2 separate regions of the Homo sapiens genome follow, and region 1 is linked to region 2. A link is an interaction called in ENCODE POLR2A ChIA-PET data of the cell type or tissue named here. Cell type or tissue: OCI-LY7. All regions are shown on one strand. Links, peaks and the distances in the headings refer to the core of each region. The heading gives the core; the rest is flanking DNA. Region 1 has its middle 7.0 kb from the start of INTS1. Region 2 holds the start of LOC124901573 (a long non-coding RNA gene).

Region 1 (5,364 bases), core at 309-5,308, 470 kb before region 2:
ATGTGGCCGTCTTCTCTCTGTGTCTCTGTGCCTCGTGAGGACATCTGTTAAGGGATTTAGGGCCCACCCAGATCAAGGATGATCTCATCTCAAGATCTTTACCTTCATTAGGCCTGTGCGGTGGCTCACGCCTGTCATCCCAGCACTTGGGGAGGTTGAGGCGGGCGGATTGCTTGAGGTCAGGAGTTCGAGACCAGCCTGGCCAACATGGCGAAACCTTGCCTTTACTAAAAATAGAAAAAAATTATCCAAGGCCGGGCGCAGTGGCTCACACCTGTAATCCCAGCACTTTGGGAGGCTGAGGCGGGCGGATCACGAGGTCAGGAGATCGAGACCATCCTGGATAACACAGTGAAACCCCATCTCTACTAAAAATACAAAAAAATAGCCGGGCGTGGTGGCAGGTGCCTGTAGTCCCAGCTACTCCGGAGGCTGAGGCACGAGAATCACTTGAACCTGAGAGATGGAGGCTGCAGCGAGCCAAGATCGCACCATTGCACTCCAGCCTAGGCGACAGAGCAAGACTCCATCTCAAAAAAAATAAAATAAAAAAATAAGTTTATATCTGCAAAGACCTTGTTTGCAAATAAGCTCCCATCCTGTGGCTCCGGTGGACGTGGGCTATGGGGCCACTGTTCGCCCCGTCCCAGCCCCACGCCGAGGACTGCCGGGTCCTGCAGGGTCTACATCTCCGTCTCACCTCCCCCGATGCCGCCCCACCCCGCACCTCAGCCTTCTCACTGTTTCCGGAAGGTGCCTGCCTTTCCATGCGCTGTTTCCTGTGCCCAGAAACCCCCCAGCTGGTCCTGGGACTCCCTGTCCACCCCATTCTGGTCTTTGCTCAAGTGGCCTCCTTCTCTGGTCAGTCACTGATGCCCCAGTCCCCTGCACCTGGATGTCACCTTCATGTCTTTTTTTTTTTTTTTTTTTTTTGAGACGGAGTCTCACTCTGCCACCCAGGCTGGAGTGCAGTGGTTCAATCTCAGACCACTGCAACCTCCGCCTCTGGGGTTCAAGCGATTCTCCTGCCTCAGCCTCCCAAGTAGCTGGGATTACAGGCACCTGCCACCACGCCTGGCTTTTTTTTTTTTTTTTCTGAGAGTCTTGCTCTGTCGCCCAGGCTGGAGTGCAGTGGTGTGATCTCTGCCCATTGCAACCTCCACCTCCTGGGTTCAAGCAATTCTGCCTCAGCCCCCATCAGGAGCTGGGATTGCAGGCGCCTGCCACCATGCCCAGCTAATTTTTGTATTTTTAGTAGACATGGGGTTTCACCATGCTGGCCAGGCTGGTCTCAAACCCCTGACCTCAGGTGATCTGCCTGCCTCGGCCTCCCAAAGTGCTGGGATTACAGGCGTGAGCCACCACGTTCAGCCACATCCAGCTAATTTTTATATTTTTAGTAGAGATGGGGTTTTGCCATGTTGGCCAGGCTGGTCTTGAACTCTTGACCTCCGGTGATCCACCCACCTCGACCTCCCAAAGTGCTGGGATTATAGGCATGAGCCACCGCGCCTGGCCCTTCCTTCATGTCTTTTAAAAAAATGTTTTAGAAACGGGGTCTTGCTCTGTTACCCAGCTGGAATGCAGTGGTGTGATCATGGTTTACTGCAGCCTCAAATTCCTGGGCTCAAGCGATCCTCCTGCCTCAGCCTCCCAAGTAGCTGGGACCACAGGTGCACGCCCACCCCTGGCTGGTCTTTTCCCTGCCTTCCTGCCTGACAGAGCCACCAGCAGAGCCTGATCTGCCCAGTCCCCTGCTGGGTCCAGGGTGGCTCGCCATGTTCAGTGAGAGCCCGTGGACAGGTAAGTGATAACTGTGAATTCTCTGGGGGGAGGAAGCCAGTGCTAAAAGCCTAGGCTGTTAGGAGAGCTGGGCCTCAGCCTGGAGGGACGCCGTCGGGCAGGCAAGCCCAAGCCTCTGACTCCCACCATCCCGGGGTCCTCTTTGCTGTGACCCCAGAGTGCAGTGAGTACCAAAGGTGACCCTGTCCTAGCAGGACCCAACCTCGTGACCTGATCAGTGTGGCAGGTTTGGGCTCCAGGGCACCACTGCGGCCCCCCAAGACCCACCAGCACCAGGGGCTGGGGGCGGCTGGCAGGGTGGGGGCAGGGGGAGCAGAGGCCCGGGTCGGGCCCGAGGGGAGACGGGTGCGGTGGGCAGCCTGCAGCTGCGTGTGGTTTAACTGCCTCGTGCCAGGAAGCAGCTGCCGCTCTCTGTGCAGCCTGGGCCTAGACCGGGGGCTCCAGCCTCCCTTCCTGGACCAAGCGTACCCAGCGCAGACCAGGCCTGGCCTTCCCGTTACACACAGGGGCCCTTGTGGGGAACCTGCGGCTCTTCTCAAGTGACCCCCATCCTGGGGGCCCAGCCCCGGCTCCTCCCTGAACCTCCCTGAAGCCTTCCTTCCCCATCCACCCCCAGGCTAGCCCCTGCTAGGAACCTGGGCGCCCACTTTCTCTACCACCCCCTGGCTGGAACCCCAACCTTGTATGGGGCTCCCATAGGGTGCAGCCCCAAAGACAGACCCACGTCCAGAATTCCAGGTATCCCAAGGACCGGTCAGGCCACTGGCCACTACACTGAGACTCGGGACAGCTGGCCAACCTGGTGAGAGCTCAGCCTTCACTGGCCACCGCACTGAGACTCAGGATGGCTGGTTTCCTCGGGGAGAGCTCAGACCTCGCTGGGCACCACATTGAAACTCAGGACGGCTGGTCTACTGGGGAGAGCTTGGACCTCGCTGACCACTGTGCCGTGACTCAGGGTACCTGGTCTACCGGGGAAGAGCTCAGACCCTTTGGCTTCAAAGAGCGGGGGCCAGTCCCGGTTCCACCCCCAGGCTGCACAGGAGAGAGGTGAACCAACAAAGAGAATCGGGAGCCGTGAGGAAGGGGAAGGACTCTGGGAGGCCCATACCCCCAACATGTCTCCTGTGACCTGCTTCGGATCTCAGGCCCTCCCCACTTCTCTCCTCCCGCAGTGAAAACCACCCCTGCTGGGTCTGCCCGCCTGTCCTCTGGGCCCACCCCTCAAACCTCCGGCTTCCATTGCCCCTTCCCCAGATTGTGCACTCACGGCCCCTTCTTTGTGGGCTCCCTCCCAGGGCCCCTCAGGCCAGCTCCAGGGTCTCCTATAACACAAACATGCCCCTCTCTGCCTCAGTTTCCTTCCCGGGTCCAAGCCCCCGGCCTCCCCACTTTGAGTCCCAGAGCCCCAAGCTTTGTCTCCACAACTCCACTTCCCCGCCGTCCACACGCCTCTCCACTCGCTCCAGCGCCAGGCGCTTCCCTGAAACAGGCGCCGCTCTGAGGACCTCAGTGGCTCCCCCCGGAGTGCCCGGTCCTGTGGCCACACAGAGCACCAGTGCTTTGTGCCTTTGGTCTCCGTGACATGGCGGTCCTGATTCTCTTTTTTTAAATTTAGAGACAGGCTCTGACTCTGTTGCCCAGGCTGGAGTGCAGTGGGATGATCACAGCTCACTGCAGCCTTGACCTCCTGGGCTCACGTGATCCTCCCACCCCCACCTCCTGAGCCACTAGAACTACAGGCGTGTACCACCATGCCTGGCTAATCTTTGTATTTTTTGGTAGAGTCAACGTCTCACTATGTTGCCCAGGCTGGTCTTGAACTCCTGGGCTTAAGCGATCCACCTGCCTTGGCCTCCCAAAGTGCTGGGATTACAGGAGTGAGCCACCGCACCCAGCCCAAGTGCCATTTCTGTTTTTTTGAGACAGGGTCTCACCCTGTCGCCCAGGCTGGAGTGCAGTGGTGCAATCTCGGCTCACCGCAACCTCTGCCTCCTGGGTTTAAACGATTCTCCCACCTCAACCTCCCGAGTAGCTGGGACTACAGGCGCGCACCACCACGCCCGGCTAATTTTTGTGATTTTAGTAGAGGTGGGGTTTCACCATATTGGCCAGGCTGGTCTCAAACTCCTGGCCTCAAGTGATTCACCAGCCTCGGCCTCCCAAAGTGCTGAGATTACAGGCGTGAGCCACCACGCCTGGCCTCATTCTTTACAGGGAAACTGGGGAGGAGGGAGGGCTGGGGCAGGAAGAAGCCAGGCTAAGGGGTACTTCTGTTGAAGCCTCCACCTGACCAGGAACTCTCTCCTGCCTGAGGCTGGGGGCTGCCCTGGGAGCATGCATCAGGCACTGGCAGGGTGGTGCCCCCCAGCCCAGGCTGTTCTGTGGAGAAGAGGCAGCCAGCGGCTGTTCACCATCGCGGGCTGCAGCTGCTGGGCCCGTGCGCCACCTGCACGGGGAAGCCACACGCCCACAGTATCCGCTGTAGGCACCTTTTTTTTTTTTTTTTTTTACATTTTGCAAGTGAGGAAATTTAGAGAACTATGGGGAACGGCTCTGCCCCACACCCAGGATGGGGTCTGGCCTCCAGGGCCTCAGGCCATGTGGCACAAAAGGCCCGGGGAGATGTATGTGGTGTTGAGTTCTGCTGGCCGGCTCACTGGCTGTGCGGTGTTGGGCAGGTTTCCTCTCTGGGCCTCAGTTCCCCCACCTGGAAAATGGGTGCGGCAGACGTCCCGCTCTCCTGGGCTGCTGAGGGGCCTCAGTGAGAAGCGGCCCTGACCCTGGTCCAGGACCCGGGCGCACGGCTGGGCAGGCGGCTGCCACGGTCACTGGAAGTGGGCGCTCAGGGCCAGGGATTGAGAGATTCCGCGTTCCTCTGAATGACAAGTGGCCACAGGGTGCCTAGGGGGCTGGCCGTCTCCCAACCACCCTGCCCACTAAATTTAGAAACTGCCTCATGCACACTGGAAGCTCCTCAGCGCGGTGACGAGTGTCAAAGCCGTGAGTCAGCAGTTATGAGGGCGTCGATGCCCGTGGGGCAGCTCGGAGCCCATCAACGCACCAGTGGAGGTTTTGTTCTCTGCTAAACAACAATCTTATATGGAGGTTTTGCGCTGGATTCTGCCAAGAAGGTGCCCTGCAGCAGGACCCCCTGGCAGCTCAGGAGGTCGCAGGTGGCCCCTCGTGGGCTGGTGCCCAGCCAGACTGGTGCCCTTGTGGCCCGGGCCTGAAGCAGCCCTTTTGGGGCTGATATTCAAGAACCCACCGGGCAGCGAGCCTCCTAACATGCAGACCCCCGCCAGCAAGCAGAAGCTCCGGGGGAGTTGAGTGGGGGAGCAGCTTCTGGCTGGAGACTAGGAAGTGCTTTCCAACAATTGTCTGAAAATAGAACGGCCGGCTCACGAGGAAATGAGTCCCCATCACGGGGAGCGGGAGGCGGGAGCAGGAAGACTGTGGCGCAGGGAGGGGGCCCGTGGCCTCTGACCCCGAGAGACCTGAGTCCTTCCGTTCCTCACCCCTGACATCCCAGACATCCAGGAAAACGCGGCCTAGAAAGCC
Region 2 (5,364 bases), core at 315-5,314:
GGCCAGCCCAGAGAGGGGCTCCCACAGTGCAGTGGCAGGCTGAAGGGCTCCAAACAAAATGGTGGGGACGAGAAGCTTTGACCTTGATGTAAAAGATATCAATGATAAAGGCCTTTTCTTAAATTGTAAAAATGAATAAACCCCAAGCATGCCAGCCCACACAAATCTGACACACGCCTGGCCATGCTCCCATCAACTGCAGAACGAGAGGTTCTAGGTGCCAAAAGGCCCAGCAGAAAGCAGAGTGCCATCTCAGAGAGCGGGGAGCCGTGCAGCGTGACGCAGGCTCCTGCGTGGGCAGCCACGGGCCGGGACACGCTGACCTTCCTGAAACCTTCACAGATGCTGGAAGCCACAGCTGCAACTCCCCAGATTTAAGAACCTACTCCACCACCTCCCACGTGGCTCCTGGGGACTGGAGGACAACGGTGGAGACCACCCTGCCTCGCGTGGCATTCAGGACCTTGCAGGGTCAGGCACCAGCCACACCAGCCCAGACCTTCCCGATGCGCTGCTGTGCACGGCCTCTCCCCCTGCGCCCGCGTGCCTCCAGAGGCCCTTTCTCCATGATGACAAGGTGTGGCCTCTGCTGCTGGTCCCAGCTCCCCCTCTCACTGCAGACACACATTGAAGCCTGTCTGGCACGTCATCCAGCCTTGGCCTTGGTGAGCTCCTGACCTGCCTGGGCTGCCCTTCTGGGCCATTCCTTCTGTCTCACTACACACTACCCCCTCTCCGAGGCCTCCAGGCCCGCTGCTCTGTGTGGCAAGGGTCTTTCTCCCCAGGTGGGGCTGCTCTTGCAAGTCAGGGTGTGTGTGGGAGGCATATTTTGCTCATCTCTGCAAAGGAAAAGCCAACTCCGGCTTCGGAGGGGCTCCCAGCACCAATGCTTGGTGAGCAGGTGGTGGGGACGGCCCCTCTGCCACTCTCCTTCCCCTCCCCAGGCCTGGCAGCCAGTGCTTTCTCCAGTCACATTCTTCCACTTTAAAGCCTCTAGTGCCTCCCACTGCTGCTAGGAAAGAGACTGCATGCTCACCATGGCACCTGCCCGGTCTCCAGCTTCCCCCACCCCACACCCACACTCACACACAGCCCCCAACCCCATCAACCCGAAGACCACACGCAGACGCACTTCCAGGGGGAGACATCCACTGTCACAGGACCACGTGCACCTCACAGGCTGTAACGACAGAGCCTCTAGGTGAAGAATGGCCCCCAGGTCCCCGAGACATGGAGACGCAGATGAAGACGGAGAGCGCGTCGGGGCCCACTCACCACTCCATCAGCCTCCATGCTCGGCCCTAAGGACGCCACGGCACACACTCAGTATCTGAACACTTGAACGGCTGAGCAGATGTAAATGAAACCGCTCAGACTCCGGCAGATCCCAGAGAGGGCGATGTGTAAGGCACAGCCCATGCATGAGGAATGCTTCAGAGACGCTGGAGGAACATCGAATCTAGAAGGCATCATAGCTGCCATGTGCAGAGCACTTCCTGGGCCGGGGCCACACTAAAGGCAGCCCTTTTCCTGCTTTACTCTCGGCAACCCTGAGAAAGAGGGGCCATCCACAGGTGAAAACTGGAACCCCAGGGAGTGGGTGTGACGGACGAAGCAGAGGCTGCTGCCGCGGGGGGTCCAGGGGCCCACACACCAAAGCTGTGTGGCCTAGGAAGGGTGCTCTCTCCCCACTGCCACCCCCATCTCACTGCAGGGCCATTTGATGTCCCCTGGAGCTGTCTCAGTCCCCTGTTCTCAGTTCCTCTGATGACCAGGAGAAACCCTGGATGCCCAGGGCCTGGCCTGCTGCAGACACTCAGAGCAGAGGAGTGGCCAATGCAGGAAAGCCATGGGCCTCCTGCCACCCCACCCTGTGCCCACAGCCACCGCCTCCCACATTGGATTCTGGCAGGATACTCGGGTTGCCCCACAGCCACTTTCAATCCGCACTGGATGGGGCAGCGCCAACACAGGCACCAAAGCGGAGCCCGGAGCTCCACCTGCATCTGCCTGGAAACCTCTTGCCTGAGGACCCTGATGGGTCCACAAGGCGGGGGAGAGGCAGAGAGCTCTAGAAAAGCAGCCCGGCCTGCAGACCCTGCTCTAGGGGCGCCGTGTGCAAGCAGGAGCTGGGGTGAGGGTGGCCTAGGACAGTGCAGTGGCAGAGAGCTGGCAGCATGTCTGAAGCGGAGCCCAAGGGCTGCTGGACACGCCTGGCTGCTGCACTGCCTGGGCTCTGCTCTGAGCCACACTCCCGTGCAGCCATCTCGGCACAGCACTGCCATGCAGCCCCTGCGGCTGCAGACCCGGCTCCAGCGCCGCCCCCTGATGGAGGACCTGCTCCCTTCTGAGCGTCAGGGACACTGAGAGACCCCTGCTGTCAGTGCTGGCTGGAGAAGTGCTGCTGAAGAAAGGGCCACACCAGCAGAGACGAGTGTCCCTGCAGAGAGGAACCTAGGTGGATGGGATGGGACTTACAAAGAAAAGCCCTTCCAGGAAGGCAGCAGAGGAGCAAGACTTTACTCCAGCCACCCACGGGGGAGCACACAGAGAAGGTCACGGCCTGGAGAGGGGGACAGGAGGCTGCCGGTGGACGTGTCTCCCGCACTCCCCTCCTCTGGAAAGGGCACACCTGAGCGTGCGCACCTCCCCGCTGGGGGACACGCCTGAGCATGTCCACTTCCTTCCTGGGGGACACGCATGAGCGTGCCCACCTCCCCCCACCCCACAGGACACACCTGAGCACGTCCGCCTCTTCCTCCGTGGGACACACCTGGGCGTATCCGCCTCCTCCCCCACAGGACACACCTGGGCGTATCTGCCTCCTCCCCCGCAGGACACACCTGGGCGTATCCGCCTCCTCTCTGGGGGACACACCTGGGCGTGTCCGCCTCCTCTCTGGGGGACGTACCTGAGCGTGTCCGCCTCCTCCCTGGAGAACAGGAAGCTCTGTTCGGCAGAGCTGGACTGAGACTTCAGCATCTTCAGCTCCATCTCCAGCTAGGAGAAAGCAAAGGATAGAGGGTCAGCAGACACGAGCGCACCCAGGTGTGTGGGGAACCCCAGCCCAGGCCCCTGAGACCACCCCTGGCAGCACCCCCGCCCTGGGCTGGGAGCTGCGGGAGAGACCTCTCTCCTGGAAGCCTGAAGCTGCCAGGCCAGACAGCACTCTAACTTTGCAAACTCAAGTTCTCTCATTTTTTTGTCACTTCCATCTCCTGAATAGCAACAGATGCACAGGCTCACGGTGAGGTGTGTGGGGTGCATGTGAGAGTCTCTGGAGAGTGGACACGCAGCTGGGGAGAGAGCACGCTCCAACGCTGCCGTCGGTTTGGTTTAACAGCCACAAGCCGTCGTTTATTCCGCTACTTCCAATTCCTCTACAGAACAGCGTGAGATGCTGCACCGCCCGGGAGGGAGCCTGGATTCTGTTTTTCTTTTCTGAGATGGAGTCTCGCTCTGTCACCCAGGCTGGAGTGCAGTGGCACAATCTCGGCTCACTGCAACCTCCACCTCGCAGGTTCAAGTGATTCTTCTGCCTCAGCCTCCTGAGTAGCTGGGACTACAGGCGCGTGCTGCCACGCCTGGTTAATTTTTTGTATTTTAGTAGAGATGGGGTTTCACTGTGTTCTCCAGGCTGGTCTCGAACTCCTGACCTCGGGTGATTCACCCGCCTCCGCCTCCCAAAGTGCTGGGATGACAAGCGTGAGCCGGTGTGCCCGGCCAGGAGTGTGGATTCTAACTCGCCCCTACACACCTAGGGTGGGAGGCATCAGGGGCAGCAGACGGTGGGGAGGCCAGGAGCCAGAACGGACTGCGGGCTCAAGGAAGAGCAGGGCACAGACGGGGGCCTGGTCAGGCAGGCTGGCGCAGGCTGAGGGGCTACGTAGGCACCAGCTCCAGGGCCCGGGGGTGCTAAGGAAGGCCCACCCAGAGACGCCCCTCACCACTCCTGGGGTGTCTCATGGACAGGATCCGATGGGTTTAGGGAGGTAAATCCTGCCCCTGGCCCAAGTCAGAACCTTGTTCCCACCAGTCCTGACCCACTCCAAAGCCCAGCTCACTCCGTCACGAAGGGAGGAGGAAGGGCAGTGTGGCCTCAGGGAGGGAAGGACAGGTGCCAGCAGGTACCACGGCAGCCGGAGGCCCCCAGCAGTGAAGCTGCAAAGCCTGCCAGACACCCAGGGTGGAATGATGTGAGGGGGACAACACCCCCTGGGCTGGGGGCCAGCAGGAGCCTGGGAAAAAAGGCACTGGGGCAGGGGGTGCACAGTGTGCAACAGGGCAGGATATGCTAATTACCCTGATCTAATCACCATATGTTACATGTACTGAAACATCACTATGTACCCCATAAATATATACAATTATCATGGGTCCATTAAAAAGAAAGATCCACAGTTCAGACAACAAACACGGATGCCCATGCCCTGAGCAGCCTGTCCCCAACTTCCAACCCCAGCGCCCCAGGCCCCCGACTCTCAGCCAGCCAACGTTCTGAGGTTTGAGCATATGTTCCTTCCGGAGGCTGCTGGTGCGCATGCCAGCAACATGTCTATGTTCTTCCTCCCACCACACTTCATTTTATTTAACAAAAATGGTAAGATGTCCTACACATCATTTGGTACCTTGCTTTTTTTCACTATATATATAAAATATAAAAATATATACATAAATATACATATATATTCTGAGACAGAGTCTCGCTGTGTCACCCAGGCTCGAGTGCAGTGGTGTCATCTCAGCTCACTGCAGCTCCCAGGTTCAAGCGATTCTCCTGCCTCAGCCTCCCAAGTTGCTGGGATTACAGGTGCACGCCATCAAGCCCAGCTAATTTTTGTATTTTTAGTAGAGACGGGGTTTCACCATGTTGGTGAGGCTGGTCCCGATCTCCTGACCTCAAGTGATCCACCTGCCTCAGCCTCCCAGAGTGCTGGGATTACAGGCGTGAGCCGCCGCGCCCAGCCTTTTCTTCTTCTTTCTAACTTATCTTTGTATACGTGATTTTAAATTTTTGTTTCCCGCCCCCTTCACTAAATTCCGACCGACAGCAGCAGTTCTCAGTTGATTCTCTTGGCACATAATCTTATCAGCAGCAAAGAGGGACGATTTTCCAATTTTCCTCCTCCTTCCCAATATTGATACCTTGGGTTTCTTTCCCTTGTCTACTTTGGATGACTAGTATCTCCAGAATAATACGAAATCACAGTTGTGATACTGGACATCCTTAGGTGGCCTGTGGCTTCACTGGAGCTGAAGCCAATACTTTCTTATTTACAGCACATGACCTTTTTTTTCAAATAGGTATTTTCTATCACAGTGAGAAATTACCCATATATTCCTATTTTATTAAGAGTTTTTAAT

Evidence for each region. ChIA-PET counts read pairs that join two places held together with the same protein. Peaks named below come from ENCODE experiments on the same cell type or tissue, not always from the same donor. Only the 100,000 strongest peaks of a DNase experiment are listed, where the experiment ranks them.
Region 1: POLR2A ChIA-PET joins it to region 2 with 9 read pairs; 2 of 35 experiments call an interaction of 5 or more read pairs at or near these places.

Annotation. Positions count from the first base shown.
Region 1 is chr7:1,508,730-1,514,093 of GRCh38, forward strand. No RefSeq gene overlaps it. Among named protein-coding and RNA genes, the nearest start is that of INTS1, 7.0 kb to the left of the region's middle. RefSeq lists a silencer at 2,105-2,154 and enhancers at 4,870-4,939, 4,980-5,069. In OCI-LY7, for the core only: no CTCF peak of the experiment used is centred there; DNase peaks (open chromatin) are centred at 732, 1,862, 2,212, 4,252 and 1 weaker place; H3K4me3 peaks cover 1,873 bases; H3K27ac peaks cover 4,819 bases.
Region 2 is chr7:1,977,542-1,982,905 of GRCh38, forward strand. It overlaps MAD1L1 (mitotic arrest deficient 1 like 1), which reads right to left. Exons shown (of 19, transcript NM_001013836.2): 15 at 2,912-3,000. It overlaps LOC124901573 (a long non-coding RNA gene), which reads left to right and starts at 2,968. Exons shown (of 3, transcript XR_007060190.1): 1 at 2,968-3,048. RefSeq lists enhancers at 2,223-3,422, 2,617-3,268. In OCI-LY7, for the core only: no CTCF peak of the experiment used is centred there; DNase peaks (open chromatin) are centred at 2,860 and 3,280; H3K4me3 peaks cover 719 bases; H3K27ac peaks cover 438 bases.